Linked DNA regions of Homo sapiens: all the other regions are linked to region 1. The links are chromatin loops, found by intact Hi-C in ENCODE. Cell type or tissue: MCF 10A. All regions are shown on one strand.

Evidence for each region. A loop is a pair of places that touch in the nucleus more often than their neighbours do. Peaks named below come from ENCODE experiments on the same cell type or tissue, not always from the same donor. Only the 100,000 strongest peaks of a DNase experiment are listed, where the experiment ranks them.
Region 2: it touches region 1 in a loop (8-fold over the local background); 3 of 110 quality-filtered maps call a loop at or near these places.
Region 3: a loop joins it to region 1, with 11 times the contacts of the local background. A loop is called at or near these places in 6 of 110 quality-filtered maps.
Region 4: it touches region 1 in a loop (7-fold over the local background); 6 of 110 quality-filtered maps call a loop at or near these places.
Region 5: a loop joins it to region 1, with 3 times the contacts of the local background. A loop is called at or near these places in 2 of 110 quality-filtered maps.

What each region holds. Positions count from the first base shown.
Region 1 is chr4:13,699,352-13,704,351 of GRCh38, reverse strand. All of the region lies in intron 2 of LINC01182 (long intergenic non-protein coding RNA 1182), which reads right to left. Among named protein-coding and RNA genes, the nearest start is that of LINC01182, 47 kb to the right of the region's middle. In MCF 10A, no CTCF peak of the experiment used is centred here; DNase peaks (open chromatin) are centred at 2,211 and 3,531.
Region 2 is chr4:13,919,087-13,924,086 of GRCh38, reverse strand. All of the region lies in intron 3 of LINC01182 (long intergenic non-protein coding RNA 1182), which reads right to left. All of the region lies in intron 3 of LOC107986182 (a long non-coding RNA gene), which reads right to left. Among named protein-coding and RNA genes, the nearest start is that of LINC01085, 190 kb to the left of the region's middle. In MCF 10A, no CTCF peak of the experiment used is centred here; DNase peaks (open chromatin) are centred at 2,966 and 3,446.
Region 3 is chr4:13,904,755-13,909,754 of GRCh38, reverse strand. The region is part of intron 3 of LINC01182 (long intergenic non-protein coding RNA 1182); the gene reads right to left. All of the region lies in intron 3 of LOC107986182 (a long non-coding RNA gene), which reads right to left. Among named protein-coding and RNA genes, the nearest start is that of LINC01085, 200 kb to the left of the region's middle. RefSeq lists enhancers at 1,590-2,789, 3,484-4,683. In MCF 10A, a CTCF peak has its summit at 2,439; DNase peaks (open chromatin) are centred at 2,304 and 3,994.
Region 4 is chr4:13,889,120-13,894,119 of GRCh38, reverse strand. The region is part of intron 3 of LINC01182 (long intergenic non-protein coding RNA 1182); the gene reads right to left. All of the region lies in intron 3 of LOC107986182 (a long non-coding RNA gene), which reads right to left. Among named protein-coding and RNA genes, the nearest start is that of LINC01085, 220 kb to the left of the region's middle. RefSeq lists an enhancer at 1,124-2,323. In MCF 10A, no CTCF peak of the experiment used is centred here; a DNase peak (open chromatin) is centred at 1,899.
Region 5 is chr4:14,166,051-14,171,050 of GRCh38, reverse strand. It overlaps LOC124900670 (a long non-coding RNA gene), which reads right to left. Exons shown (of 2, transcript XR_007058058.1): 1 at 4,507-5,000. Among named protein-coding and RNA genes, the nearest start is that of LINC01085, 57 kb to the right of the region's middle. RefSeq lists an enhancer at 355-926. In MCF 10A, no CTCF peak of the experiment used is centred here; a DNase peak (open chromatin) is centred at 1,910.

The DNA.
Region 1 (5,000 bases):
AAAACTAAAAATAAAAAAGGAGAAGTATTTTGAGCAAAGCCAGTGGGGTGGGTGATCCACATAAGGCAGGCAGCACGAGCAGCCACTGGTTCTTAAGATGAAGACTGGTTGCAAGAGGAGGAAGCACAGAATGAAGTGGACTCTGTACCCAATCAATGTGGGAACATAAGAGGAACGGAAGTCACTAGACAATGATGGTAATGAAAGCAGCACATTTAGAGTGCAAAAGCATCCTTTTTCTCCCTTGTGAGGGTCTATAAACCATGGGAAGGAAAAACAATGGGAAGAAAAATTGAAAGCTATGAAGGAAAAGCAACTCATTCAGAATTGTTGGAGTTCTCTCCCCTCTCCTTTGGGACGTATGAAGTGTCTCACTCACCTGCTTTTAAATCAAAAACAGAGAACATTATTCAATAAGTGCCACAAGTAGTTAAACAGATCATGCAGCAGCCATAGATTGAAATAGTATGCCTCCATCAAAAGTCATATTTTTAAGAATATTCACTGCCATGATGAAGCAGCTATGTTGTCTGGGGTATATACCCTGGGGTACATTGTCATGTGCCAGGAAAATTTTGGACACGGACATACACGAGCAGTTTAGGAGTGGAGGTTTAATAGGCACAAGATAAGAGAAAAAGAAAAAAAAAAAAAGACAACAACAACAAAAAAACAGCTATCTCTATAGAGAGAGGGGTCTCCGAGTGGAAAAGACTGACTGGCCAGGGCCAGGCGTGGTGGCTCATGCCTGTAATTCCAGCACTTTGGAAGGCCGAGGTGGGCGGATCACGAGGTCAGGAGATCAAGACCATCCTGGCTAGCACAGTGAAACCATGTCTCTACTAAAAATACAAAAAATTAGCCAGATGTGGTGGTGGGCGCCAGCAGTCCCAGCTGCTCGGGAGGCTCAAAAGAACTCCGTCTCAAAAAAAAAAAAAAAAAAACAGACTGACTGGCCGGACGTGCTGGATTTTATAGTCGGGTTTGAGGAGGCAGTGTCTGATTTACGTAGGGCTTACAGATTGGTTGGATCACGTATGACATTTATACAGTGTGTGGGGAAGGCTGGTGGCCCCATCCTAATCTTATTATGCAAATGAATTATCCTTGGCCGGCCCATCTTGTCTGCTCCTTACTGTTCATGTGGCTGGCAGACAAAGAAAGATGGAGCTGCCGTCTTAAACATGTCCAGTCCCTAGTTCCTGCTGGCATTCACCTGTGCAAGCTCCCAGCTTGCTTGTTTATGTCTGCAGCTCGATTTTACAGGCTGCTCTTTGTTAGAAAATAATTTGGGGCTGCTTTTCCTTAAAAAGAAAAGCCTTACCGAGAACTTCCATACCCTCACATCTGCCCAATGATTTCTTTTTAACTCCTGTATCAATGAGACAATGCTAAAAAGCAAAAAGTAAGCATAAAAAAACAGGATCAAATGTGCCCTTACAGTAGAATCCTATTTCTTTAAAATAAATGTAATGTCTGCTCATTTGAATGGAAAAGAGACTGAAAGGAAATATACCCAAATTGTTAATAGTGGTTATCTCTGGGTGAAGACATAGTAAGTGATTTTTATTTTTTCTTTACAGTCTCTGTATTTTTGAACATCTTTTACAATGGCCATGAAATATTTTATAATATGACAAAAAAATAATATTTTTAAATACTTTTGGTAAATGCTATATAAAAATATTCGGTTGGTGAATCCAAAGAGCCAAGTTTCCATTCTGACTGCTTCAAACCCCTTTTCCATCCTGTGCCTCAGTTTCCTCATCTGCAAAACCCAGGGTTTGCTCTTAATATCTAGGGTTTGGTGCTTCCATTATTCACTGTGACCAATTAGAGAATGCAAGTGAGAGGAAGAAATGTGGGAAAAAAATTGAAGGGAGAGGGGATGGGAAGGATTCCAACAGAGAAAAGAAAGGGAATGCTAAGAAAAGAGGTGTGAACTCAGAAGTTTTTGAGGTGAACGCTGATTGTAAGAGACTGCATGCTGTTCATCAGGGCTCTGTGTTTAAAACTCCTGGTACTTTGAACCTTCGATTAGTTACAGATCTTCATCTGCTTTAATTATTAAACCTTCAGACATCTTGTGGAATAGTTTTTTCATACTAGTCCACCAGGATAGAAATTAATCTCTAGGCTAAAGCAGAAGTGACTGTAAGAATGTGATGAAATCAAACTGAAATCTGGATCAAGTGCCCCAGGCCAGAAATGACTCACCTTTGAAATAAAGCAATTATTTGTGTTATCTGCCCAATTCACCTTTAGCCCTTGGTTTATGTGGAAAACAATTCAGTTAAAGATGGTACTGATTAACTCTACTTTACCAAACACTCAGAGGTCTCTTCTTTCCACACCCCTAGGCACTACATAGTGACTTGTGGACAAAACTTTCCTCTTGTCTAAACTGATGACTACCAAGGCCTCAATATTCCCAGAGGCACGATGTGGGAAACCGTAATTTTCACTCTACTGATAAAATTAGGATCTCCATATTCTGTCTCTCTTATGTCCCTTACAGCATTCAACTGTTTGAAACATAGAATACATTCAGTAAATATCTTAATTCTAGGATAATTATGATATTTCAAGCCTAGAGAACCTCATGGAAAATAAGAAGCCCATCAAAATTAGGGAGCACAGTATGGCAGATCTTTAGTTAGAAGCCATGAAATGACTGGACCATTGTAGTATCTGAAAAAAATTTTTCAATTTCTTATTTGTACAGACTGCTTTAGAGTTTACAATTATATATAACTTTGGAGTAGGCAGTAATGCATTAATTTCCCAAATTTACAGGGGCCATGCAAATTTCAATAATAGATTCAGGGAGGTTTAAGGCTGAATTCCCTGCTTGTAAGATTTTGCTTATTTCTGTGATAGGCACTGAGTGAAGTATTGAGAAAGCAGGTTCTGGGGCCAGATTAAAATTATGACTCTGGGTTAAAATTCTGATTCTGTCATGTACCAATTATTTAACTTCTATGTGCCTCAATTTTCTCATGTGTTAAATAGGGGGTGATGGTGGTACTACATAGGTTCATCATGAAAATAAAATAAACATAGATAAGGCACTAGCGAGACTAATAAAGAAGAAAAGAGAGAATATCCAAATAAACACAGTTAGAACTGGCAAAGGTGATGTTACCACTGACACCCCGGAAATAAAAATAACCATCAGACACCATTATATACACAAACACGTATACAAACTGGAAAACCTAGAATAGATAGATGAATTCCTGGACACATACGCCCTCCCAAGACTGAACCAGGAAGAAAATGATTCCCTGAACAGACCAATAATGAGCTCCAAAATTGAATCAGTACTAAATAACCTACCAACCAAAAAAAAGCCCAGGGCCAGATAGAATCCTAGCCAAATTCTACCATATGTACAAAGAAGAGCTGGTACCATTCCTGCTGAAACTATTCCAAAAAACTGAGGAGGAAGGACTCCTCCCTAACTCATTATATGAGACCATCATCATCCTGATTCAAAACCTGGCAGAGACACAAACAAAATAAAACTTCAGGCCAATATCCTTGATGAACACTGATGAAAGAATCCTCAACAAAATACTTTCAAACTGAATTCAGCAGCACATCAAAAAGCTAATTCGCCGTGATCAAGTAGGCATCATTCCTGGGAGGGAAGGTTGCTTCAACATATGCAAACCAATAAATGTGATTCATCACATAAACAGAACTAAAGACAAAAACCACATGATAATCTCAATAGATGCAGAAAAGCCCTTAATAAAATTTAACATCTCTTCATAGTGAAAACCCTCAATAAACTAGGTATTGAAGGAACATACTTTAAAATAATAAGCACCAGCTATGACAAACCCACAGCCAACGCCATGCTAAATGGGCAAAAGCTGGAAGCATTCCCCTTGAAAACCAGCACATGACAAGGATGCACTCTCTTATCACTCCTATTCAACATAGTATTGGGAGTCACGGCAAGGCAATCAGGCGAGAGAAAGAAATAAAGTGCATCCAAATAGGAAGAGACAAGTCAAACTATCCCTGTTTGCCAACAACATGACTCTATGTCTAGAAAGCTCCATAGTCTCGACCCAAAAGCTCCTTCAGCCAATAAACAACTTCAGCAAAGTTTCAAGATACAAAATCAACGTACAAAGGTCACTAGCATTCCTATACATCAACAACAGCCAAGCCGAGAGCCAAATCAGGAATGCAATCCCATTTACAATTGCCACAAATAGAATAAAATACCTAGCAATACAGCTAACCAGGGAGGTGAAAGATCTCTATAATGAGAACTATAAAACACTGCTCAAAGAAATCAGAGATGACACAAATAAATGGAAAAACATTCCATGCTCATGAATAGGAAAAATCAATATCCTTAAAATGGCCACACTGCCCAAAACAATTTACAGATTTAATGCTATTTCTATCAAACTACCAGTGACATACTTCACAGAACTAGAAGAAAAAAAACTATTCTGATATTCAAGTGGAACCAAAGCAGAGGCCAAATAGCCAAGGCAATCTTAAGCAAAAAGAACAAAGCTGGAGACATCATGTCACCCAAGTTCAAACTATAGTACAGGGATATAGTAACCAAAACAGCATGATACTAGTACAAAAACAGACACATAGACCAATGGAACAGAATAGACAGCCCAGAAATAAGGCCACACACCTACAGCCATCTATCTTCAACAAAGCTGACAAAATAAGCAATGGGGAAAGGACTCCCTGTTCCATAAGCAGTGCTGAGACAACAGGCTAGCCATATGCAGAAAATTGAAACTGGACCTTTTTCTTATACCATAAGCAAAAATTAACTCAAGATGAATAAAGATTTAAATGTAAAACCCAAAACTATAAAAACCCTGCAGGACAACCTAGGCAATGCCGTTCCAGATACAGAAATAGAAAAATATATCATGATGAATATGACAAAAGCAATCATGACAAAAGCAAAAAATGATAAATGGGATTTAATTAAATGAGAACTTCTGTGC
Region 2 (5,000 bases), 220 kb before region 1:
CATCAGCTTCCTCCAAATTCAAGAAGGAGAAGCTTGTTTCACAGCTAGTGCCTGCTTCAGGGGCACGCCTCCCTGGGGTCAGCTGAAGCTTGCTGTCCGCTTTCCAGGTCTGTCCAAGCAAGACCTGTACTGTAATAACATGTAAAATAAAATTTAAGCCTCAAGGGAGGGGTTAGAAATTGCCACTGATTGACTCAGGACCATCCTTTGAGAGACAATGAAAAAACTGGCATAGCATGGTTAGACTAATCTGCATTCTGAAAAGTCCTAGTCCTGAAAGTGACTAACTGTGTGACCTGGGAAAGTTCCTTAGCCTCTCTAAGCTTCAATGTCATCACTTGGAGAACAGAGCTGATGAAAACACACCTGATGGAGTTGCTGATGCCATGGGATGAGATGATACAAAGTGTTTGGCATCACCTCTCACTTAGCGTTTATTAATGGTCATCATTATCATGAAGTAGCCAGAACCCTGCCTATTGTAACAGCTATCAGTTGTTGAATACTTACTCTGTGCTGTGTACCAGGCTCACTTTTTCTATGTCAGTTTTCTTACTTATACATCTTATAACAGCTGTTCAAGCAGATAGTGTCCTAGCTGGTGACTCTGAGAATAACTGGCTGCATTCCCTATCCCTGTGCTCAGCCTATGCATGGGAAATATTTGGGACTTGGTAAATACATTTTGGAATGATGTTGAATGAGTTCACAATTGACATAGTTGTCTAGGGACTGCCAAACCATGGACCGCTTCCCCTATCTAGCATAGAGTGTACTTGTTATGCTTAGAATTATGTCCCCTAAAGAGTTATGTTTGACCATTAACTCCCAGTACCTGTGAATGTGACCTTATTTGGAAATAGGGTTTTTGTAGATGTAATAAGGTAAGAGGAGATCATACTGGATTAGGGGCTACCCCTAATCTTATAAGAACCATAGCAGGTGTTCTCATAAGAAGGTGAACATTTAGACACAAATGAACAGAGGCACACGGAGAGAACTCCACATGGTGATGGAGGCAGAGACTGAAGTAGCACGTGCAGGAGCCAGGAGATGCCAAGGATAGGTGGCAACCACCAGAAGCCAGAAGGGAGGCACGGAGGGACCCTTCTTTAGAGTTTCTGGAGGAGCATGATCCTGCTGATCCTTTGATTTGGGGCTTCTGGCCTTCATAACTGTAACAGAGTACATTTCTGTTTTTTTAATCACTCAGTTTATGACAATTCGTTAAGGAATCTCTCAAAAATGAATACAGCACTTTATTCCTTTCTCGGCACAGCAAAATGAAATTTCAGGGCACCGACAGAGAGGGTTTAACACCCCTTATTCTCTTTCAAAAGAGCTGAAAAAGCACCCAGTTACTATTTATACTACTCCCAGTTCTCTGTCTGAAGATGAGACTTTTCAGTCATGCCAACAGTTCTGGGTTTCAGAACTTAAGGGCACACCATGGAGGGATTGCTGGTGAGTTTAGCTAAAGCTCTGCAGCCCCACAGGGTTTCTGTTCCAAGTAATAGAAGAGAGAAAAGAGAGGCAGAAATTATGAGTACACCTCAATTCCCTCATGTAGAACACTAAGCAGCAGCTTTCTCCCTAAATGTTTCTGTAAAAATATATATTTTAAAACATCATCAGTTGATCTCACGTGCTACCCAGGAGAAGGGAAAATCATGACGTGTAAGTGTTAGAGAGTTTCAACACCTCTCCTTCCCACCAAAAAGGGGACTGTTCTCAGGGGCTTGCCTTCTGAGGGCCCTGTCCCCCTAGACTAGGAGCCTCATGATAGAGGAACAGCCCCTTTTTGTCCTTAAAAAGATCTGGGGATGGGAAGGTTGGAGACAGAAAGGGTCCTCCCAGGATCTGAAAACCTAAAGATTGTCTGCTCCTTTCTCTTTCTACCAAAGTCTTTGAAGACACAGAGAGAAGCTTTCCCTGACTTTCCCATCAGATAATATTCATTGAGGGTTAAATCCTCCAAAAAAGCCCATTCATACACTGACCAGGTTTTAATCATGCCAGATGTGCTGCTCAAAACCACAAGCTTAAAAATGCTTTCAGTTTAACGGGACAGAATAAAATGAACAGAGTATTTTTCAAACCTGCCTAGTTCCAGGACAATTGCTGCCAATCAGCCTCACTCCTTGCAATCTCTTTGGATCCAGCATTGACCTTGGGTCTCTGAGTAACTATTTGCTGACTCTCTACACAGCCTGGTATGTATGTTTTCTTCCCAACAGGGCTACTTGAAAGCCCCCATTTGGCCCAAGTCCAAGTCCCCAAATTCCCTCTGATTAGCTCTTGGCCTTCACCCTACTAAGCATGAGATCTGCTGAGTAGAATGGCTGCTGTACCCATCCTGACTCTGGCAATGGGAGCTTCTGATTTTGCTGAAGAGAGGGAGAGGGTCTCAGGAGAGCAGTTTGGTTCTCCAAAGCTTCAACTTGGATGAAGTCTTCAAGCAATAGTCTTCAAGGAACTGCTCAGAAACAAAGTTCTCTTTCATTGCATCATTTAGATTTTAAGGACAATATGAGCCTCTAAGAGAATTGACTGGGCCAGACTCTAGAGAAATGTTTACATTATCTTGGCTAAACTGTTGGTGGTGGTTAGAAGAAGAAGGAATCAATAAATGAAAAGAGAGAAAAAAGGGGAAAATGACTGGATCTATAGGAGCAGCAGCTATTGCAAATCAGATTTGGAAAAGAGCAAGGAACTACATTTCTATCTTGGAAAAGGGACACTCAGATATCAGTAAGCAATCAGGTCGTGGCCAGTTCAAATATTCTGAAGTGTTCTGATAAGAATTTAATAAGGACCACCTCACACATGCACATGCATGCACACACACACACACACACACACAAACATACCTTTCCCTAACTGAAGCATGCAGTTAGGGAATCTCTGGAGTCCAGAAGATGAGTCAGCCTAAATGACTCAGCAAGGAGGAACCAGCACTGAGGTTGTTGGTGGAAACACAGCTGGAGCAAATGCAGATGGGACTGTGAAGACATTGTGTGAGGGCGAGTGAGGATGTGGCTGGAGTTCCTTAGTAGTGACCATCATCCTGTTACCATAACAATAACATAAACTTCCCAGGAGGAGCCTGAGGCAGGTCGTTTCTGAGCCCAAGTTAAGTTCATCTCCCAAATGGGTTGATAATGGCAACTTTCCTGCCTATTGACGGGACTCTTGGAAAGATTGTATGAGACAATGGTTGCTAAGGAACTTAGAAAAGTACCAATTTCAAACATGTGGAAAGGATTATAGCATTCTCATGACAAGTTCTCCACCACCTACTGAAGGCACAATGCCTGCTTATGGGAAGAAATGGGGCATCAAAAATTTGAGGTGTGGGCTGGGTGAATCAAGGTACTTGCAGAGTGAATCACTGCAAGCTCAGGTGACTTCGTTATGCAACGTCAGGTGAAAATGTATTTGGTGAAATCGGGTGGAATTTCCCTCGAACCTTGGGATTGTAAGCCAGAAGAGCACCCTGTGAAAGCTGAGTCACAGCGGGGTGAGTTAAAGAGCCCTCAAAGAAGAAATCAGAAGAATTGGATCTCATCCCCAGCATGGCAAAGCCTGTGCCTGTGCCATCAGCTCTCTCTGCTTCTGTTTTCTCACTTGTAAAATAAAAGTGTTGTCTCATAATCTTTTCTGCCGGTAATACTTTTTGAGTGTGTGTGTGCACACATGTATGCGTGCAAGGCCCTGCTTTATGCTGATGCAATGCTTTGAAAAACATCAGCTTCTCTTCTACAACATACACTCTGACATCCACTCAGCTCCCCAATCTCTGCAGCTCCAAAGTGTACTCAAAGAGTCAAGAAGTACAGAGACATCATCCTGATTTGCTAAGTCGGGGCAGGGCACCCCTTCCCCCAGACTCCACCTTTATGGGCTATATAAACTTGGGCAAGTTACTCTCTCTGGGCCTCATGTACTTTATTTGTAAAACAAAGATAGTAACTGTACCTAACTACAGACTTGGAATGAGAGTCCAATAAGATACTTCACACAAATCATTCAGCACAATGCGTGAGTCTTTAAAAAGACTAAAACAACATTCTCCCAGCAATAAATATTATCACAATGCTTATTATCAATCCTGCTATTACTGTCATAGTATTGTATATTCCTGTATCAAGATATATCCCTCCAAATTTCAGCTGTGTGTTTACTTAAATGGAGAAATCCATGAAGGCAAGGATTGGGCCTGTCCCATTCTTCACTTTATCCTCCATCCTCTGCTGAATACGTGGCTGGTGGCAGGTGCTCAATATTTGTCCTGTTAGATGAATGAAGGGTGTGAAGTAGAGGTTCTCAACCCTGGCTGCACATCAGAGTCGCCTGGATACATTTAAAATCCTGATGTCCACCCCCATCTCCAGAAATTCTAATTTAATTGATAAAGATTAGAACCCTGGCATTAACAGTTTTTAAAGGGTCCCCAGAGTCTCTAGTTGGCAGGAGGAGGTGAAGCTCACTTGTATAGAGTCTCAAAGATTAGTAACGCCATTGATTTCCAAACTTTTCCTTTTATAATAAAACCATTTTTTTTCCACAACAAAGTCTTAGATTGAAATCTACCTCATAAAAGAGAATGACGCAGCATCCTCTGGTAGAAGTGCTGGAGGTGGGCCCTGGGGCCCTCCATCCAATTGTGTGGGTCCAAGGTGGTCCACAAAGCCCACAAGCCCCTGGAGACACAACTTCCTAGGATTCGAACTGTCCTCTTCTGAGCTCTCAGCGGTATCTTCTCACTGCACTGCACTGCCAGCCTTGCTGACTCCTCACGTAACATGATGCTATCCTCACCCTGAAACTTGGACTAAGACATACCGCAACTGTTTTCCTTTTACAGCCAAATTCAGACACTCAGCTCCCAGTGAAAATCATTCCCAGGCCTTGTGGATTGAGGAGAGAAAAAAACCGCCTAAAATATATAAATAATTCAAGGCTGAGTTTATTCATGATGCTATGTTTTCTCCAGGCAG
Region 3 (5,000 bases), 210 kb before region 1:
TAAAGAAAACAAAAAAAGAGGTGTAATATTAGTCTGCACTAAATCCAGGACGAAGAGTCTCCCAAAACAAAATGTGGCAGGTGATTTTAAAGAAGATTTGTTTTTACTCTCAATAACTTCCGAAAAGCAGTAAAGAAAAACATCCTCCAAATGTTTAGAGGTTTCTCTCTTCATCCCACACCAGGTCTTTAGATCTTTAAAGGGAAAAAAAAAAGTTTATGACAAATGATTTATTTTGCTAAAAGAATAAAGTTAATTTATATCTCCAAAGGGCATTATAGATGAAATTGCAATATTTCCATGTTCCCAAAATTTTTACTCTTTTTTTTCCACTCTAACACTACTCCCAAAGAAAAAACTATTGCCTTGAAAGTTTTTCAAAATATCCTATCACCCTACCTTTGTCCTTGGTCATTTCCAACCATGCAGAGCTTTTAATGTCAGGACCATCAACATGAAAATGCATGGCTATTATCAAAAGATGTTTTTCTAAGCCTACATATTCACTGTAAAGCATCCCAGAATCCTCTAGAGTGAATGTTAATAAGCACAATAGAGTTGGAATTGATGGTCTTGAACTCTTACCTTTCTACACTGATCTTCAGGAACTGTAATGTGAAAAGCACAAAGCTTCCCTCAACAGCTACTATACAATCATGGTAGTGTTAATAATAACAACTATCAATCAATTATACAAGCTAGACTTGATTCCATCATTTAACTCTTATGACCAACCACACTCTGTGAAAGAGACTCTTAACATCTGAACCATATAGATGAGCAAAGGGAGGGTTTAACGACTTGCCTAAGAGAACAAAGACAGTAACTGATGGAGCCAACAATGATATTCTTGCTTCTGACTCCAAAATCCACACTCAAGTTTTGTGCCTGAAACCCTATCTCTCTTTGAGAGAGAATAAGAATAATATTAGCTATCATTTATTAAGCCTTTCTGAGTAGGCCCTACCTTACTTGTTGCTTATAGATATACTCAATTTGAACTTATTCCACATTAGCATCCAAAAAATGCCACATCATTTATTAGTCGAAATCGAGTAAAGTTCATCTGTGAGCCCACAGTGGGAAGAATGGCAGGAAGCCCAGTGGATGTCATTAGTGAGGGGCTCCTCCTCCTCTCTACACTTAAATAAGCACACCATCATAGTTCCTGGCCCAGAACATTTGGGAATGAGCCCTGTAGACATCACCTTGTCTATGTTACTTCTAAATTGTACTGCCCAGGGTCTGGCCTCTGTGGGTTTGCACCTGGCCACACCCTATCCAGGGTAATACATGTCAACAGTGCCCAGGCCTCTGCCATTTTCAGAAACCCCAAACCCCTTTTATCTTCCAAGGCAGATAAATACCCAGCATCAGTGTATATGCCAGTGTTAGGAAACCAGTCTTCTGGGGTTAGTGCTGAAGAACTAACACCTTCTACCATAAAGGCCTGAAAGAGCTACTTTAGGAATTTGAACACACCAAAGGAATCTTCCATCCACCATGAAAAGAAAAAAGAAAAAATATGTATGTGTAAAGGAACTACATTATGCCATACACTTTGCCATGTCCTGCTGTACTTCGCCTACAAAACTGCAAGGTAAAGATTATTATAATTGGTTTTTAAGATGAGTAAACAAAAGATTAGAGAAGTTTTTTTTTTTAAAAAAGTCCCTAAATTGTACAGCTATTTCACTCTTTGCAGACAGCCTGAGGAAAACTTTTAGCTAATCTTAATAATAATTACCATTTCTTGGGCTCTTAGTCTGCACCAAGGCAGTATACTAAGCACTTTATATCCATTAGTTTCCATAACAATTCTATAACTTACTTCATTATCTCCACCTAAGAATGAGAACCACTGGAGCTCAGAGAAGCTAAGTCTTTTGCCCAAGCCACACATCTGGGAATGAGGGAGTCCAGATGTGAGCCTCTATGTTAGAAGTCAAAGTCGGATTCTTAACCCCAGCACAGCACAGCCTCCCCTCAAGGCTTTCAAGGGGAAGTGTGGCCCCAAAAGGACTGCGACTGTAGGGGAGATAGGTGGATAGAGCAGGCAGGGAGAAAAGTGGAAAATACCAGCTAGTATTCCTGGTACTCTCTGCACCTTACCACTGGAGCCCAGGGTACTCATTTTACAGGAATGACTCACAGGACAAAAGAGCAGAGGCCTTGCTTACTTTGTTTTGCAAACCATACCCTGTAGAATGAGAATAATTATTAGTCATCTGCAGGCCTTGTGATGCTTGTAGCTTAGTCATTGAGTAACTATTATAGATCACACATTCCTATTCCTTTGGATAGAGTCTCAAGCCACCTACACAATCCTTAAACAACTTCTCAAAGTCCCTTGAGCTGGGGGTGGTGGAAGACACACTCTCCAGAAGCTATGCATTCTTCCTACTGAGAGATGGACACCTTGTGGCCAGTAGCATAATGAGAAGTCTTTCAGCAGAATGAACAGGCATCCCTCTCCTGCTTTCAATGACCCACACACTCTTCAAATTGTCCTTCCAGCAAGAAAAGATACTCCAAGCAGTTTTAAGTCTTCCTTGGGGGCATAGGAGTTTCATGTCAACTAGGTTTGGTTTACATTTATGAGAGATGCTGCCTTATGTGAATGAGATAGGAAAAGAAAATACAGCAGGCATATGAGTGAGTAAAGGTACCAAATTCTAATAAAAATGATATGAACACATATGTGGATGTCCATACGCGCACACACACACACACACACACATACACACCACTTAATACCTTAATGAAAAGAGTCACAGCAATCTGGTGAATAACTTACTTATTTTGTTTTCCATTTTGAATTCTAAGAGTGGAGCTACTGAGATGACTAAAACAGTTGCTGTCCTTAAAGAACTCAAAGCTTAGTGGGAAGACAGAAACAACATTAATACAATAAAACCAAAGAGGTTATTATGAAAGCTCAGAGGAGAAACATCCAAACCAAATGGAGTTGAAGGTTAGGCAGAGGATGAGAAAGATTTCCTTGAGGCGATGAGAGCAAAGCTGAGCATTTTTTAACACACACCTGTCCAAAGTAGAAGCTGTTAATGCAGTACCCTGGCAATCTAGATGAGCTGGCCCCATGATTGAGGATATCATTCACATATACTATAGCAGTAAAGATGCTTTGAGATTTAAATAATTGAAAGCTTAATATCAACTCATTTAAACAATGAGGAATAATTCTGCCACATAACAAGAGGTGTAGGGAGGCTTCAGATATAATTTATCAACTCAAAGACATCATTTGAAACTCAGTTTTTTCCCCCATTATTCTACTACGAAATCCCAACAGATTTTCCTAACTGTCTTCTGGATCACAAGGTTGCTGCTGCAGTTCTGGACACCACGTGCAGACACAAAAATATTCAGCAAAAGAAGATATCTTTTCCATGTAACAATTTTTTATGAACAAAAGTATTCCCAACAGCTTCCCAGCAGGTTTCCCCCTCATATCTTATTGGTCATAATTGGGATACTATGATTGGATTACTAAGAAGTGAATAGAGGGAGGCTGTGATCTCCCCAAGAAAGGCTTGGAAAGCATGAAGAGGGAGAAGTATTTGTTGACTAGGTAGATACATTTTTTGGTACATTGGGAGTGGGATATGTGGGAAAACAAACCTATCAAACATGGTGCAAACCAAACTCTTCCCATTGGAAATTCTGACGGAACACTGTCTCTGAATTGATTGACTTATTTGAGGGAGTGTGCCATACTCCTGTAAATGGGGCTGTATCAAATGCTAAGAATTCCAGGTCTAAGCAGATAGAGCCAGAGGACTAGTCTTGGTACCATAGAACTTTTATGCTAGAAATGACCAAGAGGTGATGATTTTAGAGATCTGAAAACTGCTCTGCCATTTACTCAATACATGCTTTGTCCTGGCCTTTGCTGCCTGCTGTAAAATGCTTTGCCCATCTGCAGCTTTGGGCCAAGACTGGATGCTTTTCTGAGGGTCCTTCCAGCTCTGAAAGTCATGAATCATCACGATACGTGATGCAGAAAGTCTGATTCATCATGATACGTGACGCAGGTTCCTAATATTCCTCATCACCAGCACTTTATGATATTTCATATTGTTTTTAGCGATCTCACTAGAATGAAGATTCTTGAGTCAGCCTAGCAGATAACCAGACAAATTGTTGGTACTCTAAAACAAAAACAAAACAAAACAAAACACTTAAATTGGTTTTATGACAGAAGAGCTGAAAAGTACATGTGATCTTTCATTTAGTAGCAGCACTCCTGGAAAATCATCTTATATAAATTATTTGAATTTTTAGAAAAACTTGAAGCACATTTTCATCAAAATGTTATTGATCAGGTGTGAAAAGTACAAAACAACTAAATATCCAACTCTAAAGCCTTGTTTATATTAAGTGTGGTATATTCAATGAGTGGATTATAATCATGAAATGTAAATTTTAGAGACCTTATAGCATGTAAAAAAAAAAAGTTACATGTTACAAAGTAAGTGAAAAGTGGTACTAAGTTTTATTTACACTATACTGATAATTATGTAAACCAAACAACCCAAGCATTTAGAAGGGAAGAAAAAAAAACTTAAAGGAAAAAGACAAAATGGTGCATAGTAGCTGCACTGAGAAATAACTCAAAGGTCAATTTTTTTCTTTCTATTTTTTTTGACACTCCCAAAATGTTTATAATGAGTACGCACTGGTTTTATCATGGAGAAACACAATAAAAATCACTGATGGATTATTTGATTATCTTTATTAACTCAGTCTTACCTATTACTGTTGTTGACAGGAATAAATCCAGGTGTTTAAGAATGAATTTCATTGGCAGAGCTTGATATTCCAAACCTTGCTTCATGTTATCAAGCTTTCCTCCCAATCCAAACTTCTCTCTTATTACGGTTCAAACGACAATGCACAAAACTCTTTGCAGAACCTGATCTGGCCCTCCCATCTCCCCATCACCACCCCCTGCTTTTGTTATACCAATAATTCTTCCC
Region 4 (5,000 bases), 190 kb before region 1:
GAAGAGAGAGGCCTTGTTTAGGAAAACACACTTACAGGGCATTTTAATTAGACAAATGTAAAGTAAGAGCCCCTTTTGAAACAGAGAGATCTAAAACAATAAAAATTCAGTTGTGTCTGTAAGATCTGTGACTGGGTGGCCAGACCAGGCCCAGGGTTTAGAGGGAACCTTGGTTATTCTCCCTTAAGGTATCTAGAAAGCCAAGGGCCTGAATCTAGGGTAGGAGAAATGCACTAATTTTGCCTACTCCCTCTACAGGTGCTGTATTAGTCTGTTCTCACACTGCTATGAAGAAATACCTGAGACTGCGTAATTTATAAAGGAAAGAGGTTTAATTGACCCACAGTTCCACATAGCTGGGGAGGCCTCAGGAAACTTACAATCATGGCAGAAGGCAAAGAAGAAGCAGGCACCTTCTTCGCAGGGTGACAGGATGAAGTGAGTGCAAGCAGGAGAAAATGCCAGATGCTTATAAAACCATCAGATCTCATGAGACTCTATCATAAGAACAGCATAGGAGAAACTGCCCCCAGGATCCCATTACCTCCACCTGGTCTTGCCCTTTACACGTGGGAATTATGGGGATTATAATTCAAGATGAGATTTTGCGTGGGGACACAGCCAAACCATACGGGTGCTACTCTGGGCATCACAACTGGAAGACAGGCAAGAGCTGAGGATGCTAGGAGCAACTGTATCTGGTAATACTCATCTGCATTGTCATTCCTTTCTCATTCCACAAGTCTTCAATAGTGTTTTATAAACCACATTATAGAACATTAAAGGACAGACCTGACTTGTGTTTAAGGGAAAGCAATATGAAGAAAATCACAGCTATGAGGAAAGTCAGGCTTGAGGAAGCCAGAAGCAACCTGAAAATAGACTGTTTATTATAATTTATATGTTGAAATCTTTACCCTCCAGGTGATGATAGAATCCTCTCACCCTCTTTCTGCCATGCGAAGACACAGAGAGAAGCAAGCCATCTACAACCTGGAAGAAGACCCTCACCATAACCTGATGATGCTGTCACCCTGATTTGAGACTTCCAGTCCCCAGAATTGTGAGAAATAAGTTTCTGTTGTTTATAAGCCACCCAATTTACAGTACTTTGCTATAGCAACCTGTGTTTGACTAAGTGACAGAGACGATAAGGGCTGTGGGGTTTCTGAAGAGAGAGGGAATGCTCTGTGAGCTGGAGGAAACAGGGCAGATCCTGGCCACACACTGAGAACAAGTAGGATTCAGTTGCTAGTGGGAGAAAGCACTTTCCTGGTAGGAATCAGGGGTGAGCAAATGTGTCAATTTCATAACAAGTAAGTTCCATCTTTAAAGGCTATGTGATATGTTTTTACCAGTCAGTTTGGTAGCAAAGAAATTGTCTCCTTGTACAAATTTTGGAACCAATTTGCCAGCCAGAAGATGACCACATACTCTCTCTCTCTCTCTTTCTCTCTCTCTCTCTCTCTCTCTCTCACACACACACACACACACACACACACACAAACTTTCACAATCTTATGCTGTGTAGGTCTTGCTGTGTAGATGCTGAAAGAATTCCAAAATATGTCTGGCTCACTCTGAAGTTATTTTTCCTTCCCAGGCTTGAACACAAAATTGTGTTTTCATATTTCTTTCAATCCAAGTCCTGCGGATCTGCTTAATAAGATTCAGACTCATTCTTTCTGTCTCAGGAACTGAAGAAAGAGAAGTATCTGGGGTTGGCCCTGCTTGAATTCTCAGCAGACTTCACAATAAAAAAGTTCAAACATTATGGCCTCCAGTCATTTTCTAAAACAAACAAAACCAAAGCAAGCCTGGTAGGCTCTTTGATGACTTATATGACTAAAATCCTCTCTCTCTCATTTTTTCCCTCCCTCCTCCACATACTCTTCAAATGCATGTGAGTCATGCATATGCTTGGAACTCAATTGATGAGTCCCCGCACATCAGTGTGAAATGTCAGTAAGCAAATTAAGCAAAAGTTCTGGCTGGGGAGATAAGTCGAGGTGAAAAGCTGCAGGAGCTGCCTGCTCAGGTCTGGTTTCCTCAGAGGAGGGAGGGCTGGTAGGAGTCCAGGACCAGAGACAAGGCAGTTGTCAAGAACAAGGCTCATGGTCAAAATCAGGACACAGTCAGAGAAGATGCAGGAAGTTGGAGTAAAGCCAAAGCCATCAACCCTCACATGAGGCAAGCGGAGACTCAGTGGAGGAGGAGAATGCATGAGACCCATCCTGGGGTCTCATCTAGCTAAGGCGCCCATCCATACAACCTTCGCCATGTGATTCACTGATACCATATACCCCCAACCTCCTCCTGAGACTCCCCACCATGTCCTGGCCCTAACTAAGAATCAGCTCTTCCCTGGTAACCTGATTCCTTTGCAGTCCTCTCATGTGGAGTCAGCCTGTTCTCAATCTGTCCTTCCATGTTCCTCAGAGTTGCTCTCAGCATGCTGGCCCCCAGCACCAGTCCCAGCTGCCTATGTCAAAGCTTCTCTCCCTCTTGAGTCTCAGGTCCTCCAACTACACGGACCTCCACCCCGCCGCTGCTTTCCCTAACCACCACCTGATTAGTACTCACTCTCATGATAGTCTGATGATGACAGTGGTATCTGGTCCACAGTCTTCCCTTCATCCCATATCACCACCCCAGGTGACATCACGGTCATCTACAGTGGCCAACCTACACCATTTCCAGACTTCTCAGGGTCCTAGCTTCTCATCTCCCCTCTGCATGCAGCACTCACCATTCATCATTCAACAAATAGTTACCAGTACCTACTACTCACTGTGCTCTGAGCATGGTGCTGGGATACCCCTGCCCTCTAGAAGTGCATAGTTTAATGGGAGAGACAGTCACATAGGAGAGGGAAACATAGGAACTCGATCTGGTGGGAAGGATGTGGCAACAGGGCCCCATCCTGCAGAAAGGCAGGATCTACAATGTTGAGATGGTAGATAATCTACCTGGGCTGTATCAGGATCCCATCAGCAGTGGGGGGTAGAACAAGAGGGGTCTAACTCAAGTGGAAGGTAGGGGGAGGCTGGCATGAACTATGTCATGTCTCATAAATCCTTCTACATTAAGTTTTAAATGAGGAAAACCTGATTACCAACCAGAAATCAAGGCAGAAGTTCGATGATAAACATGGGAACTTACTCATCTTTATAGACTGGCATCTAGTGCTATGCTGGATCATGGCAGGAGCTCAGTGAGTGTTTTTCCAACAGAACTCAACCATCATGAACATGATAAGCATAAGAAGGGCAGGAGGGGAAAGCTACAGAGCAATCCACAGGGCACAAAGTGGGCAGGTTGGATACCTAAGCACGACCAATTCTAGATCCCACTTACCTTTGCAGATGGGGCTCATAAAATGCTCCATGATTGGGTTTTCAGGGTCCAGGCCTGGCTTGAGTCCAAGTGGGAGGTGTGAGCATGAGGAGCCAAATAGGCCTGGCACAACAAAGATCAGCCTATCATGGGGTCAGCCTCGCTAAAAAGTAACATGGGGCACTAAGAGGAATCCACAGCAGAATCAACCCTGTCTTCTGCCTAGAAGCCTCTTCTATAACCTTTTCTTGTGGGACAACCACCCAGCTTCCTGGAATATGGACCATCAAACTCTAGAGCAGGTATGCCCAGCCTGGGTCCCCAGCAGAGTCCCCAGACTCACAGGAGGCTTCAAAGACAACCCAGGAATCTATGGGACATTACTATTATCCTTAAAATACTAACAGACATTGAGGATACACATGTGAACCAAAGTATTCTTATTTTTTACTGAAATTAGAACCAACTCAGGGAGCTAACCCTGGACACGGAGATCGGAAACTATGATTAGAGGCTATATGTGCATTTGATTAAATGTAGAGGGGAAAGTGATTCAATATTTATGTTAAGTGTAGTTTTTTAGACAAAAATCTTTCAAAACATGTTGTACTTTGCAAAGTTAATAAAAAACAAAAGGACACCTTGCTATAGAAAGGTTGGAAATCATTTGACAAGAAGCAGGAGACAGTTTGTATATTTCATCAGCTCATTACACCAGGCCAGAAGCATCTCATTCCCTGCCTGAGGAGATGCTGATAATGTAGGGTAATCCTGGGCTCTTAGTCAAGGAACCATGCAGCCTTGGACATGGGGAAGCTGGCTTACCAATCAGCCATTTATGCCGCCTTCTCTGTACAAAGCATATCTGAGGGTCATTAAAGACTTAATGAGTGGGTTCTCTATACAGAAGTATCCAGTTGTATTCCTTGCCCATGGTTCTTTACATTATTTAGTAAAATCACAAGTTTTAGATATTAAGAAGCCTAAATTTAAAACCAACCTCTCTCACTTATTGTGAACATGACTTTGGACAAATATATTAGTGAAGACATGTGGCTGCAAGTATCAAAAATGCTAATAAATAGTGTCTTTAAAAAACTAGGGGGTTTTCTTAAATAAGTAGAATTTGGGTAATCTTGAGATGGAACAATTCTTGAAGGGAATCATCAAGGAACTGGGTTCCTTTCAATTTCTATTCCACCATCTGAGGGAGTATCTAAGTGTTCATCCTCTTTGCGGTATCATCTCTGTTACCCCTCTAGCCATTGCATTCACATGCCAAGTAGGAAGAAGAAAGATAAAGGGCAGAAAGCATGAAATCAACTGAATCTGTCTTTCTTTTTGTCAGAAAAGCTTTTGCTTAATTGGAAGCCTCATTCAGATTTGTGCCTGTGTATCTTCATTAGCATATTGCAGGGACAGTCTGGATAAAAACCAGTTGACAAAGAATTGACATTTAAAGAAAGTGTTACTCAAGGAGTGGTATATAAGGATTTTCTTCAAATAGAAACAAGTGTTCTAAAATTTAAAAGTTACAAATCCTACTGAAGCCCATCAAATACATTTAAATTATTAGTTAAATGTAGTTAAATGCATTAAGATGTTTTTGTTATAAATATAGTTAATAATAGTTTGAATGAGCTAATAATGAGAAAGAAAGAGAG
Region 5 (5,000 bases), 470 kb before region 1:
TCCTGTATAGATGCTCCTTTTTATTAGGCCCCAGTCTCATTCCAGACACCAGACCAACTTAGACTGTGCCCCAAAAAATTTGTCATCCCTACTATCTTCTGTCCAGTCATACTCCTATTCACCGTTCTCAACTACTCATACATGCCCTGCTCTTGTTTACACTGCCGGTTTACACTGTTTCTCCAAGCCATCACAGCTGATATCTCCTGGTGCTATCCCCAAACTGCCACTCTAAACTCTTGAAGTAAATAATCTTTGCTGGCAGGACTACGCTGAATCTCCTTAGGCACTCTCTAATCAGATGTCCTGGGTCCTCCAATTCTTAGACCTTTTATACCTGTTTTTCTCCTTCTCTTATTCCATTTTTTAGTTTTTCAATTCATACAAAACCGTATCCAGGCCATCACCAATAATTCTACACGGCAAATGTTTCTTCTAACAATCCCACAATATCACCCCTCACCACAAAATCTTCCTTCAGCTTAATCTCTCCCACTCTAGGTTCCCACGCCACCCCTAACCCCGCTCAAAGCAGCCCTGAGAAACATCGCCCATTCTCTCTCTCCATACCATCCCCCCAAAATTTTCGCCACCCCCCACACTTCAACACTATTTTGTTTTATTTTTCTTATTAATATAAGAAGGCAGGAATGTCAGGCCTCTGAGCCCAAGCCAAGCCATCGCATCCCCTGTGACTTGCACGTATATGCCCAGATGGCCTGAAGTAACTGAAGAATCACAAAAGAAGTGAAATTGCCCTGCCCCGCCTTAACTGATGACATTCCACCACAAAAGAAGTGTAAATGGCCGGTCCTTGCCTTAAGTGATGACATTACCTTGTCAAAGTCTTTTTCCTGGCTCATCCTGACTCAAAAAGCTCCCCCACTGAGCACCTTGTGACCCCCTACTCCTGCCCACCAGAGAACAAACCCCTTTTGACTGTAATTTTCCTTTACCTGCCCAAATCTTATAAAACGGCCCCACCCCTATCTCCCTTCGCTGACTGTCTTTTCGGATTCAGCCCACCTGCACCCAGGTGAAATAAACAGCTTTATTGCTCACACAAAGCCTGTTTGGTGGTCTCTTCACATGGACGCCCCTGAAACATTTATCTCATCATTTGTTACCGAGCAACAATTCAAAACAACAATGCAGTGTCTGAAAGGAATAATTCATGGGGCTTTAAAACAATGAGAGAAGAAAAAAGGAGAATACAGTACATAGAATACAAGATGTATTGTTCTGAGGCAAGTCTTGGATATCATCTATTTCTACATTAGGTGTGTCTCAAGAGTCCAAAGCTTCTTGCTAATCTGATGACTCCCCACAACATCCTGGTATTATCATTCCATTTTTTTGAAACCTGAGCAAACTGAACCACAGAAAAATTGAGTGAATTGAGAAGGTCACGTGGAAGTCAAGCCCAGAATAGAACTGATGTCTGCTGGTTTCCCATCCAGTCATGACCCTTCCCAATACACATTATTTGAAGCAGTCTGGTCAGCAGTGGCTAACGGCTTTAATATTTTTGAACCATTAATTTTTTTTTTCTGAGTAACATTCCTGGCAAGCTTGCTTATTTTCCAGGGTGAGAGATATGTCTGAAAATAAAGTTAATGGACAATGTTGATTGTCACCCTAAAAAAAATAGCCTTAAAGCAGTGAATGGATTTTAACTTAAAATGTGGATTTTTAGGTTGCATTTAAATTTATATAAATGTCATACTAATATCGTGCATCTTGAAAAATAGAAAGGTTGAATGAAAAATATTGAATATCAAGGTAAGAGTTTTTGAAAAGGTTACAAAACCTGGATTCAGAATAACAGCAAGGCCTTTGGCAATGAGCTTGAATTCTTGCCAGGAAATGTAGTTCATCTTGGCATCCTGCCCTGACCTCACAATCCTGGGCATTGGCTTATATCTCGTGCTTCAGCCAACTCATTTCCTCCAGCCGAATCGATGACTTTCTAATAGCTGAGCATCCTGCTCTGAATCACTTGCAAACCACTAAGATACACTTTCTCTGTTTATTTTCTGACTTGAGACAGAGAACAGCAAGGTCAGTTGATTCTTTCAATGATTGCTCTTAAAATAAAAACTTTCACTGCAGTCGTTTGAACTTTTGAAAACCAATGTCCAATAATACAGCCATTTCAGCAAATTCAGTTGCTCATGATTTCATAGTTTTTCTATAGCTTTATCATCTCTATCTCTATGTATATCAATACATATATTAATGCATCAGTAATTAGTTAATGGGTATGTACTTTTATGTCTGTCAACCATAGTGCCTTATGCCACATAAATACTCAATGGATGCTAAAAAAAAAAAATGCATATAAAGGTAATAAATTGTTCTTTTGCAATTAGAGAGTTATTTTCATGCCAGCTGGAATGTTCATATTAAAATCAGAATAATCATGTATTTATCATTTGATGGGAAGAAGAAAAGTTTCACTAATTGGAAAGGAGCTTGTCTGAAAGCTGTGGAAGACAACATTGAATGGGCTTGTTAGGCACAGAACATAATCTTGATGTTGTAAGAGAATACGAGCAAAAGAATGGAGAGAAAACAAGTCACCATGTGAAAGTTTTAGTGTAAAATTGCAGTAGGAAATAAATTCACTGCTCACAATCTTCTTGATAGCCAACATTTTCATAAGCTTTTCCACCGTCATCGTCAACGTCATCACCATCTTACGACTATAGGTCAAAGAAAACTAGCCAAACTGGCAATCAACAAGTCAGGAAATTGGAACATCAATGTTATTATCAGTTAGCATTAGTAGGATTTCGTAGTTGATGTGTGTTTAAGACCACTTTTACATCAACTGAGACAAGACTGCTTACCTTCTCAGGATTTTAAATATCATAAAGTATGTGGCAAATAATCTGCCTTTGGGCACTTTATTTTCAGATTTACTTAGTCATCATGTACTTTGTGTGAATGTGATGAATTCGAAGACATGAACGAAAGGCTAGATTAAACTGCTGACTAACCATGAAGAAAATGGTCAAAGTATGTAGTAAAACCAGTTTATCTCTCTATTTTAAAGCCATGTTATCTTTAACTTAGTTGCTGTTGGAAAAACAAGATGCTTTTTTCAGATGCCAGTCCCTGTAAAACAGTGACTGGAATAACCTGAGATTTTTTTTTTTTTTTTTTCAAACTCTAAATTCTGTCTCAAATGTTAGTTGCTAGTTGTGAAGGAAATCATTAAAGGCCAATTATCATTAAAACAGTCTCTGAAATTAGATATCTGATGAAGGGAGAATTGTTCTCTCTTCTCTTAAAGGCCAATGCTTGGACAGGCATTTTCTCTGGTTAGAAAATCCCATTTGTGTTCAGTTACTTTTCAATTTCTGCCTGTTTCTTAGGAAAACAGTGAAAGACAATTTCAAAAAAAAGAATCCGTGGAGAAGAGAAGGCAATAAGATTGATAAAATTGATAAGCTCTTAACATCGGGGTGAATCTATAGACTCTTGATGGCTACTGTAAAAGGAAATTCCATTTAAATTTGGGAAAGGGTATGAAGCATTTTTCTTTTACCATTTTTTTAAATGGGGCACAATTTACATATAATAAAAAGCAGATTTTATGTGCATTTTGATGAGCTTTAACAAATGCATAATAAATTTGTGCATCCAAACCCTCAAGTAACAGAATATTTTCGTCATCCTATAGAGGTCCCTTCTAGTACCTCATTCTGGTCAATTCTCTAGGGTCATGCCCTAGAGACGATTACTGCTCCAATATCTGTCGTCATAATTGTTTAATAAATAATAACAATCTGTCATCATAATTGTTTTACCTATTCTAGAACTTCATATAAATGGAATCATACAATATACAGTTCTTTGTTCCAGTTTCTTTTGACTAAACATAACCTTTTTGAGATTTGTCAATTTAGTTATGCTTATGAGTAGTATGTTACTTTTCGTTGCTAAACAGTATTCCACTGAATCAATATGCCACCCTTTTATGCCCATCAACTGTTGGTGAGCATTTAGTTTATTTTTAGCTACTGAAAATAAGACATTTTGTCTTATTTTAGTTATTTTTAGCTAAATATTCGTATACATATTTGTGAACATCTGTCTCCACTTCAAGTTTAGAATTGTTAGTCACAGATTTGCTCTGATGATCCTCTTTAGGAGAGACTTAAGTGGGGAGAAGGCTATTCTGAGCAGAAGAGCCTTTTCTTCATCGTTAGTCCATTGGTTGTCTCAGCCCAGGACTTCAAACCATTCCACCATTACCAATCTCCAACCTTAATTATGCATTGTAGGCATACCCCAAATTCTATGTTTCCTGGCATATGACAGCCAAGCAGTATAATAAAGTCAAGGTCTCTTCCTCCTTTCCATTCTCATTTGAAAAATTAGGACTTCTTTTAACATCTCAACATTTTGCAGCTGGTAAGGAGGGCCACTGTAGGCAGTGTCACTGAATAGATTAAAAAGTTGCCTGGTATTTTCAGAGTAGTTACTTCAAAAACTTACCTGGGAGTGAGCACTTTGGTAGGCATAGGTGGGCAGATGACTGGAGGTCAGGAGTTCAAGACCAGCCTGGCCAACATGGTGAAACCCCATCTCTACTAAAAAAATACAAAAATTTATCTGGGCGTCGTGGCAGGCTCCTGTGATCTCAGCTACTCGGGAGGCTGAGGCAGGAGAATTGCTTGAACTGGGGAGGTGGAGGTTGCAGTGAGCCTACAGAGATCGTGCCATTGCACTCCAGCCTGGGCAACAGGAGCACAACTCTGTCTCAAAAAAAAAAAAAAAAAAAAAAAAGAAAGAGAAAAGAAAGGAAAAAGAAAAGGAAAAAAAAAGAAAAAAACATACCTGGGAGTGATATCATCAAAATGGCAAAGTAGAAGAAATCTGATTCAACAAGGTGAGCCCAAGTAGTGGCTTACATTTTGCAGTCATGGTAAAAAAAGAATCCAGATTTCAACATTTCATATTTTAGGAAGATTCTGAGTGCCTCTCTAACT